2 separate regions of the Homo sapiens genome follow, and region 1 is linked to region 2. A link is an interaction called in ENCODE POLR2A ChIA-PET data of the cell type or tissue named here. Cell type or tissue: IMR-90. All regions are shown on one strand. Links, peaks and the distances in the headings refer to the core of each region. The heading gives the core; the rest is flanking DNA. Region 1 overlaps RMP64 (ribonuclease MRP subunit p64). Region 2 has its middle 16 kb from the start of LINC02042.

The links. Peaks named below come from ENCODE experiments on the same cell type or tissue, not always from the same donor. Only the 100,000 strongest peaks of a DNase experiment are listed, where the experiment ranks them.
Region 1: POLR2A ChIA-PET joins it to region 2 with 26 read pairs; 5 of 35 experiments call an interaction of 5 or more read pairs at or near these places.

Annotation. Positions count from the first base shown.
Region 1 is chr3:113,005,452-113,010,833 of GRCh38, forward strand. It overlaps RMP64 (ribonuclease MRP subunit p64), which reads right to left. Exons shown (of 9, transcript NM_015412.4): 7 at 5,192-5,253; 8 at 2,720-2,979; 9 at 1-553. The coding sequence ends at 85. Among named protein-coding and RNA genes, the nearest start is that of NEPRO-AS1, 11 kb to the right of the region's middle. In IMR-90, for the core only: no CTCF peak of the experiment used is centred there; a DNase peak (open chromatin) is centred at 2,880; H3K27ac peaks cover 287 bases.
Region 2 is chr3:112,762,488-112,767,869 of GRCh38, forward strand. No RefSeq gene overlaps it. Among named protein-coding and RNA genes, the nearest start is that of LINC02042, 16 kb to the left of the region's middle. In IMR-90, for the core only: no CTCF peak of the experiment used is centred there; no DNase peak of the experiment used is centred there; H3K27ac peaks cover 436 bases.

The DNA.
Region 1 (5,382 bases), core at 269-5,268, 240 kb after region 2:
GGTACTTCCAGATCTTAGCAGTTCTACTTAGAACACTGAACTAGCCTTGTTAATCACTTAAAAGTCTCACATATGAACGAACATCTAAACTCCCATTAAAGCAAAAATATCATCAATGTCATCTGTCTCCTTAATGGTTCCTGATGTACTGTTTTTATTTATTTGCATCACCGTCCACGAATCAGTTTCATTTTCATGGATGCCTCTAAGATTTTCATGAATCATTTTCTCCTTAGTTTGTATGACAGGCATTGAAACTCCACTATTCAAGAGCTGCTTACTGTTAGGGTAGAGATCAGTTCTATGCACAGTACAGTGTGAGAGTCTCCACTTAGCACTGGTATCTGTAGCACTCTTCCGAGTCCCTTGAGAGAACTGCTGAATTTCCCTTAAAAGAGTCGACTGCAACTTTCTCTGTGGTTTCCTTTGTCTCCGTAAAAATTTATTCTGTGATCTTCTCTGTCTCAGATGATGCTTTGAAGTTTTGATACCTGAGCCACGAAGAAGGTGGTTGCAAATAGACGTTTTTATGCACTCTAGTTTCTTTGGCAAACTTTAAAAGACAGAGAGAGGAAAAATCTGGGCTTAAGATGAGAAAAACATTCTCAAGCACTTTTAATTTACCAACTGAAAAGAAAAATACACAACTTATCTACAAGTCCTATGCCTGTGTACAATCCCAGAACCACATCGAAAAATTTCACCCCAAGTCTGTTTTTTGAGAGCACAAATGCCCTCTGATTGAAGTGTAGACGAATGTGTCCCCATTTTGCTTTCAAACTCTCAAAAGTACAGCCGCCTAGCAATTAGCTGAATGGCGAGATACCCTATACTTTAGTGTCAGAGCTTTTCCCTCATAACTGCTAATCTGTTCATAATGTAATGAGTGGACATGAGGAAACATCACAAATGAAAAAATCTGCCAGTACGTATTAATCCGAATCTGGATAATCAGCTTCATGCTGTGGCAGGAAATGAACAAGGAAAAAGGAATAAAGGCTAAGAGGGGTTTATAAAACAATATGAAGACAGGGCTTCTGGCCCAGATACACAGACAGCCTTAAGCTACCCTAATTATGATTCATATGTCATCTTCAAGTTTGGAAATTCAGAAATCAAACAGCTGATCATTTTAGGTGTTTTGCTTCCACACACGGTACACTGCCACAAGGTTCATCAGTGCCTTGCTGAATTGTTTCACTGTTTGTGATAGATTTTAAAAGACGGGCATGGATATAAAACTTTGAGGAAGCCCATTATAATAAAGTAAATCATGATCTTTGCTTCCATACCATTTTCTTATCTCACTATAAGCAGTGGCTTTTAAGTGGGGAGAAGGTGGGTGTACTTCAGAGTTGAAAGGAAAACAGAGGGCCTGAACTGAGTTCCACATCTAACCCCTTGAGCAAAATCCTCCATTTACCCATCTATGAAATGGGAATAATACTGTCTACCTCACAATGTTATTATGGACATTAAATAAATTATAAAGTTTACTACAAATATATTAATGAAACAGCAAAACAGGGCAATCTATGAAGGAGCACTATATCTGGGGGAGTACTGAGTAATGGTTTAACCAATAAACACCAGTTTGCTACCCTTCTCATTAACTTTTAGTTGTTACCTCTGCCTCATCTACCCTTGATTTTAAACCCAATTTTAAACAGAATGCTTCTCTCCATCTCAGGCTGCGTCTCCAGCCATAGGATACATCACTTTTAGATTATTACAGACCTTTAGAGGAGCCATCTCAATGTAAAAACCCCTCAAGCACTTTATCCCTCAGGAATATTCAACCACTTTCCCCATAGCTTTTAATCAAAATGTGTTACAAAACCCTCACTGTATACTTTTTTTTTTCTAAAACAGGAATATATTTTATGCAAATTTTAAAAGAAAATTTAACAAATTTTCAATACGTGGTTCATCCCCAGGAATGAACTTTAAATCCCTGAATAGCTCTAAACTATGGATAAGAAATTATGGGGCATGCACAGGATATTTGTTAAAGAATACAATAAAAAACAGGTCAGAATAATTGCCTCTGTGAAGGTGGAATAGGCTCTTAATACATATTTGTGTCTGAAATCATTACCGTTAAGCCCTGAAGTGTCTAATGTCTAAATTCATGTAATACTTCATGCAATACTGGTTCACAAGCAAAGATAAGCACCCTTAAACAGTTGTGAATATAAAAATCACAGAAAAGAAATATAGATAGAGTCCAGCTGCTACAAACAGTAGCAAGTAGCAACAGTACAACACCCCAGCAGTCTTGTGTGGGCCTCATGGAAGGCAGGCACCTTCTGCTTCTGCTCTCATGCCCTTATCCCACTGCACTGCACTGAAGCTGTCTGCAGAAGGGCTGCCTTTCCCAGAAGACCCTGAGCTCCCTGAAGACCAAGTCACGTCTTTATGCAGTTGTATCCTCAGGCTCAGCACACTAGACACTCTTAATGGTTCCTGAATGAGCTGATGGAAATGATGAAGAGCATAACGGGGACTGAAGTCCAATTAACTTGTTTATCTTCTTCCTCCAATGATACAGCTTTGCTCTTACAATAAAAGCAGCAAATGCAATTGCAGTTTGAGTACATCCCAATTTAGCCCCGCTGCGGCTGCTGGACATCACATTTTAAAGAAAAGTGACCTGAATACTTTTACTCATAACAACAACAGAAAAAGTAAAGTAACATAATTTTTGCAATATACCTACCTAGTACCTTGAGCTTCCAGATGTTTAAGCCGGTTGCTTTTAAGAAGTTTGTTACCCAGAAAAATGGCCTGAGCCTTGAGTTTTTTGCTCCTGCACCATACAACTGCCATCTGGATTTCTTCAGAAAGTTGTGTGAAGGACTCAGCCTCTCGGAATCTTTGCACAAAACTTTTGGCATGAGGAGTTCCTATCACTTTCTGAGAAGAATACTTGGTTGTCTTTAGTCTGGATTGAGAACATTTAAAATCAAAACTGGTCTCCTGAAACGTGGAAAGATGAGAAAAATATATTGGACATGTTACTGACTTGTAATTATATGACAACAAGGAAAGCTAGCTCACAATCAAAATTTAAAAATTAGAATTATCAGTCCCTAAATGCTTGAAGTGATGGATACCCCATTTACCCTGTGGTTATTATGCACTATATGCTTATAACAAAATACGTACCCCATAAATATATATACCTGCTACGTACCCACAAAACCTAAAAATTAAAAAAAAAAAATCAGTCTGTAAGGAAATTTTTTTGCTCACTAAGCTTTCCTTATGTCTTTAAAAACTGAATTTTTCTCCACTGCTCCAAATACAAGTTGTTTTGTTCCCCCTCTGTACCAGGACAGGTCCCATCTGCAGCTGAATTAGATTGACATAGGAAAGTTAACATAAATATCCTAACACACATATCTCACATACACAATAAAAAAACCCCACATGATTAAATACTGGTCAAAGCCTAATTGCAGAGGGTTGGGGGATCACTGAAAGGCCCCTCTTCGCTACACCACCAGATTATCACGACTTGTTTTTCACTTATTTCCGTATCCTGGGCAAACCTCCTCAATTTAGAAATGTTTCTGAAAACAGGGAAGATATGGGGCCCTGCAGAGTGCCCAGCAGAATAAGCCCATTAATCAGTTAATGCCTGCTGAATATCTATTAAAAATGCTCAATTGAGCAACACTTCCAATTCTACTTCAACCATCTTCTGACAAGGCACCTTTACTTCTTCAACCCCTTCTTTCTATATCAAGTCACATTTGGATTTTACTAACGTTTACTATTTCTTTATGAAAATATGCTGCCTACGAGATGATCTGCTCTTTCATTCAAAGCTTACCTTCTTCCAAATTTCTTACACTCAAAAGGAACTTTAAAAAAAAGTAGAAAATATAAAAGTAATGACCCAGGTCAATAGTTTATGTTTGGTGATCAATAGAAGTAGTTTGCTTTAAAGCTAAGCAAGTTAGTGCTATTTGCTAAAAATATAGTAGCAGTTAGTTTTGAGTAAGAGGGATGCTGACCCACCAACTTCAAAGCCAGCTCACCTACAAACAGGTGCACAGGCTGCAGAAGTTTCAAGGTTCACAAAGCACCATAGTTCTTGAGATACAGTTGAAAAACTGTTCTGGGGACTGGTGAATAGTAAAGAAGAAAGACTATGAAACCATACTGCCTGCATTCAAATCGCAGCTCTACCATTTATTCACTATGTGGCCTGGCAGTTTCTTGGCCTTTCTATGCCTCAGTTTCCTCATCTGAAATATGAAAACAGTAATAAGCATGCCCACCTCACAGAGCTTTTGTGATATAATTACATGACTTCATGCATATAAAAGCACTTAGAACAATGCCTGGCACAGAAAGTATTACTCCTCACTCTGAATTCATAAATTGGACAGAACATCAATGGAAGCTGGAGTCCTTAAGTTCAAGAAAATATGTTTAAGAATTCTTAAATAAAAGAAGTAAACTAACCCATGAAAAATACCAGAAGTAGACATTTTGCAAAGACAGGGTTAAAAAAAAAAAAAAGTCAAGTTACTGAGTAAAACAGTAATGCCGATGTACTTATATGCTGTTAGGTCCAGAACAAACAGAATTTACAGACATTAATCAATCATGTTAAAACTTGAACCTCAACAGGAGTAAAGGAATAGCTTCATGACAAAATGATGAGGATGATGACCAAAATGACCGTAGCTAATAACATCTAACTCCAATTAAATGCTTACCATACTCCAGACTACCGAACGCTTTACATGCATTAAAACTAGCACAACCCTATGAGGCACATATTACTATTACAAAATAGAGGTACGGAGAGATCAGGAAACTCACAGAAGGTCACACAGCTAGTACCAAAGCCAGGATTCAAACCAACTGTCTGACTGCAAAGCCTATACTCTTAAGCTGCAGTACAATCCATACTTAACAACAGATCTTACGGTTACTTTAAAATTCTAGAGAAACTCCTACTAAAATATTTCTGAAGGTACTCTATTAACTGAATTAACTAGATGTATTAAAAATCCCTTGCCTCTATTCATTCAGAAGCACACACTGACAACTAAGAAGGCACTAAGCTTAGAGCTGGGGATAAAATGAAAAGATTCAATCTCTGCCCTTGGTAAGAAGCATCCTCTACAAATTAGCAGAAATCATAAGCTAAATTTAATGAAGCCAGACAAACCTGAGTAGCTTTGTGTTTCAGCTGGTTGCAGAAAGCCCTCACATCAAATTCTGATGACTCTTCTGTGGAGGTGGAAAAATTGCAGATACAAAACCTTAGGCATACTATTTTCAAATCTACAACAAATTCTTAAGTGCATGACATTTCTTGCCAAATTACCACAAAATAAAGGAATAAAGCAAGCAAATAAC
Region 2 (5,382 bases), core at 219-5,218:
TCTGGTCCACATCCATTCTTAATTGGTTGATTACATTTGATCCGGAGGCCATGAAATTGGCCAGTTGATTATACCCTTTCAGAATGGTTCTCTTTGGGAACTGCAGTCTGGTGTTACACTGGATGGGGAGTTTCCTTGTGGTTTTTACTCCTTCTACAGAAATGCACTTCTTTCTCCCAAAGCAAGTCTCCTTCCCATTGTCCCTCATAACTCTTCTTTGGCCTTCTCTCATATTGCAGAAGATTTCCAGGTTATAACCTGGAAATTTCATTACTTAGGATTGTTTATGCCCAGTGTCACAAGAACATGAAAGACTTATCCAGACCCTGACCACTTTTCCCTTCTAGGGCACACTCCAGAAATGCAGCCACAGCAATATTTCTTATGTATATTACACTGCAACTTTGATATTTGCTTAATAAAATTTGGCAACACATGGTCCGAAGTGCTTAGTTTTCTTGGGGCACTTTCTAAGTGATTTGTACCTCTGATTTGATTATTCAGTCCACAAAAAATCTGCTCTTTAGACCTGTCTAGAGTATTTGCATTCAGTCTCTTTTGTCTCTGGGGAAACAAGTGAGCCTTAGGCCACAGAAGATGCTCTAATTTGCCCATCCCTTTATGATAACAAGAATTAGCCAGCCAAAGACTGGAATAAAGCAATCACTACTTATTTCTTATTTTACCATGAGGATAAAATGATCACATGCAAAAAAAAAAAATTAGCAAGGTATACACTGCAAACAAGTTTCGGGGAGACAGAGAGGGGTAGAAGATTGTGGTTTCATTTGACGAAATTATTATGCTCATATTTTCCAGTTTGGTTAATCCACACTTACCTTACTTTCCCTGTTCATGTTCACATTAGTGGGGTTATTTTCTCAGGATGCAAGTTATAGATAGTCCATGCAAGTGTTTTCTTAGGTAACCTTTGGATCTAAGTAGCATGAGGTCATGATTGCTCAATTCACATATGAAGATAATAGGAGTGAGAAAATGGCCCAGAATTAAGGGCAGTTAAACAAAAAGTTAATTGTGAAGAGGATAAGCTTATGCAGCCCCTTTCCTGAACTTTCCTAAATCCGTTTTATTATAGTGCCCTTTTATTATAAAGAGAAAACTTCTCTGTAGGCTTTCAAAGATCAGAGCTCTTCAGTCCCGGCTATACTAACCATTATTTAACCTTAATAATTAGAAGTCTTTCTCTCCATGCACTTCCTTCCACTGGGGACTTTATGTCAACCCCTGCCCCCAATAAAAAAAAAAATGAGCTAGAAAGTTTAACTGTGTTTTGACTAATAAAGAGAGGAAAGAAAATGGAATTAAGCCTAAAAATGTGGCCCCAGAATGACCAGATTATTAGAGTAAGGAATATCTCAAGTAAGAAATGCATTCTAGTCTGAAAAATGTTTAGAGATAGATTAAACCAGTGGCGACCAGGCATGGTGGCTCACGCCTGTAATCCCAGCACTCGTGGAGGCTGAGGAGGGCAGATCACGAGGTCAAGAGATCAAGACCATCCTGGCTAACACAGTGAAACCCCGTCTCTACTAAAAAATACAAAAAATTAGCCAGGTGTGGTGGTGGGCACCTGTAATCTCAGCTACTCGGGAGGCTGAGGCAGGAGAATGGCGTGAACCTGGGAAGCGGAGCTTGCAGTGAGCCGAGATCACGCCACTGCACTCCAGCCTGGGTGACAGAGAAAGACTCTGTCTCAAAAAAAAAAAAAAAGAATAAAAATTTCTACTCCCCACCAACCCACCAGGCTCTTATATAATGAAATATCCCTTGTTAAGTCGCTATGGGTTTAGCAATTCTTTCATTTTTAAAATGTTTATCAAAACTACTAGTGGTATGAATATTCCATGAACAGGTGGTACCAATTATATTTTAATTTAGGTCCAGAGTACATCATTTTGAGCAACCCCTTCCCCTATACATAAAAATATTTTCAGAAATAATCATGAGATGATACAAGTAATAAAATGGCCAGAAAAGAAATATAGACAATGAAAAAAAATAAAAATAAATAAAAAAAAAAACCAGTGGTGGTAAAACAGTTTGAGATAGATGAAATGCTGTTTCTTTTCTGGACTGGCAATCATTCTCTAGTGGGCAATGTTTTTAAAACACAGAGTATATTGGGTTTGCTTTTCATTTAAGAAAAAAGCACTCAAGATAATCAGGAAAAAAATCAAAAAATATAGAAAAGGAGGGAGGAAAAACAAACACACAAAAACCACCCACTTATAGTCCTACTAGATTAGAAACAATCTTGGGAGTCTGTGGAATTCTGTGAATTTTGTGAAAAGAACATGACCTTTGGAATCAGAGAGATCTGGATTATTTTATTTTATTTTATTTTATTTTATTTTATTTTATTTTATTTTATTTTGAGATGAAGTCTGACTCTGTCACCCAGGCTGGAGTGCAATGGCGCCATCTCAGCTCACTGCAACCTCCACCTCCCAGGTTCAAGCAATTCTCCTGCCTTGGCTTCCTGAGTAGCGGGGACTACACATGCGTACCACCATGCCCAGCTAACTTTTAGATTTTTAGTAGAGACGGAGTTTTGCCATGTTGTCCAGGCTGGTCTCGAACTCCTGGCCTCAAGTGATCTAACCGCCTCAGCCTCCCAAAGTGCTGGGATTACAGGCGTAAGCTACCGCACCTGGCCAAGATCTGGATTTAAATCCAGTTCCAAGCTGTGTGACCTTAGACAAATCCCTTCAATTTGAGCAGATGCTTAGTGAATGGAAAATGAACTACAAATCTGATCACTTTTCTATATCAGAGTCACTGTAGAGGAATACTCACTTTTTCTATTCATATACCTCCCTGATTTTCAGATCGATGTTTAACTATCTTTAATGTTCCTGATTTGGCTTGTTTATTTTTCATTGTTATGATCTGAAAGCCACATTACTGGCTTCTTCATTTGGCCAGTAACTGCAACTCCATTGCAGCCTTATTTTAGCTAAGTCTATTGTAGCTCTTGCCTTTCTCCCCACAGGAACCCTGCTTTAGCCTTTCCCAAAGACATTTTCAGTCCCTACCTACTAGCATTGGTGTGCCAGTGACATCCTACTCTTCTTCTTGAAACAGGGAGCAGCCCATGAACCTGATGCTGCAAGACCACCTTCTTAGTTCTCAAAGTAAACAAAGGTTAAAATGAAAATGGTTATGATGAATCATACTAATGCTGTGTTTCAAAGAACTTCCTATAGTATTATGTCAACAAGATAAATTAATTCAAATGTTGGGAAAGCTACTGCACCTCTTGCCCACTGCGCTCTCTAGTGTGCTTTGGAGGAGCACCCACTGCTGCAAGTCCTTCCCACACAGCTTGCAGAGTAGCACCCAAGAGTCCTGGGGGCCGCCCTCCCAAGTTGGATGCAAGCAAAAGTCTATGTACAAACTCTTTTCATTACCCAGGCTGCCGAGAGAGCCTTCTGGAGCTCACAGATAAAATTCAAAAAGCTCAAGCGGTAGCAAAACCTTGATGCTTATTGAAAACCAAAGCAAAGCAAAACAATAATCCACCTAGCTTATCAACACCTTTCCTGGGACTAGGTGAGGTCATGCTTTATGAAACGCCATGGGTTGTGAAATTAGTTTGATAGATGCAGTTCACAATTTTTAAATAAAAAAAAATAGAAAGCATTAAAGTAGAAGATAGATGGTACAGGTAGATATTGTTTCACAAACTTTTTTCAATGTGTGTATGTCTTTGTAAAGCAAATATTTCTTCCCATGATCACAGTTAGAAAGGTTTAAAAACTTTTTCCATGGTCTGAATGTTCGTGTCCCTCAGTTCATAGTTGAAATTGAATCCCCACTGTGGTGGTATTAAGAGTTGGGGCCCTTGGGAGGTGATTAGGTCATGAAGGCAGAGCCTTTATGCATGGAATTAGTATTCTTATAAAAGAGACCCAAGGAGCTTATAAGTCCCTTCCTCCATGTGAGGACACACAGAAGGTGCCGTCTATGAGGAACAGGACCTCGCCAGACACTAGATCTACTGGTGCCTTGATCTTGGACTCCCCAGCCTGCAGAACTGTAAGCATTACATTTCTGTTGTTTATAAATTACCCAGTCTAAGGCATTTTGCTATAGCAGCCTGGATGGATTGAAACGAGCTTTGCGTTAGGACTTGGGCCCGGAGTAAGAGCAGGGTAACACGAGGGGTCTGAAAGATCATTGGAGAAAAGAACAGGGCAATGATGGGGACAGGTAGGTGCTTGGGTGGGTACCAAAGAGAATTCTTTTCACACTTCTGCCAAATTCCTGCACATATATGCATGTACACCAAACCATACCACACTCTACATACACATTTGCCTATTCCTAACACCACTGTTCTAAATTCCTAATATGTTTCCAATTGCTGCCTCCAGCATAAGTGCCAGATTCCATCCTTGATCTGAGAGAATCTTGGAAAATGTCAGTCCAGGTGGATGTCCACAGGAAGAACATTAGGAACAAAGAGAGACCTCTGTTTCTTTCTTGAGCTGGGTGTAAACACTAATGCGAGAGTGATCAACCCCCTTGTTTACATACCTTCCTATTTTAGAGTTTCTGCTTTGGAATATTTAGATTAACAAGAATATCATATGTACAAATATCACAAGAAGAAAGTCTCCAGTTTTAGGTTAGATTGCTAAGCAGTTGTAATTCAAATATGAGAAAACTTGAAGTTTTATGTTCTTAGCCACATCATGTGCTCTACAAATGTTGCGACAGTCTTTCCTAAGGAAGGTCCAGTTAAACCGCAGCCTCCTCTCAGTTCTCTCTAAATCCAGCAGGGAGTGTGTGTGTTGTTCCTTCTCCCTGTGTCTTGATCTCAAGAGGTACCTTAGGAAGGCTGCAGTTGGACAGCTGAGCCAAAGCCACAAAGACCACATTTAACTCTCCTCATTTGGGTACATTTGACATGTTCTCTCATCTTATCACCATGGAAATCCCACAGAGAGAGTGTGAGTGAGGGAGAGGGGAACTGAAAAGGACTCACCCACAAGACATTACTGCCACACCCAGAAGCAGGTTGGTGAGAGGTGGAAGCAGCCCCCTAGGTCTCCTCAGCTGCTGGGTCTAACCAGCCCCTCATAGGGTGTGGGATGCTCAACCCTGTCCCAACTTCCCTCCCTCCCTCCTGTGGGGCTAAAAGGCAGCCTCAGCTCCATTCTTCAAGCTTCTTTCCTTGCATTCCTCCCCTGACCCTCAGCCCCATGACTCTGTCCCATAATATTTACCTGCAGTAGGCAGATGTTCAGATCACCTCACCCAGGAAACCTCCCTCAGAAAACTTTGCTTCTTCTATTACCCTCTGAAAATTTTATTTCTATAATTATTTATCTTAATTTTGGTGAGCCTTGTTGCATA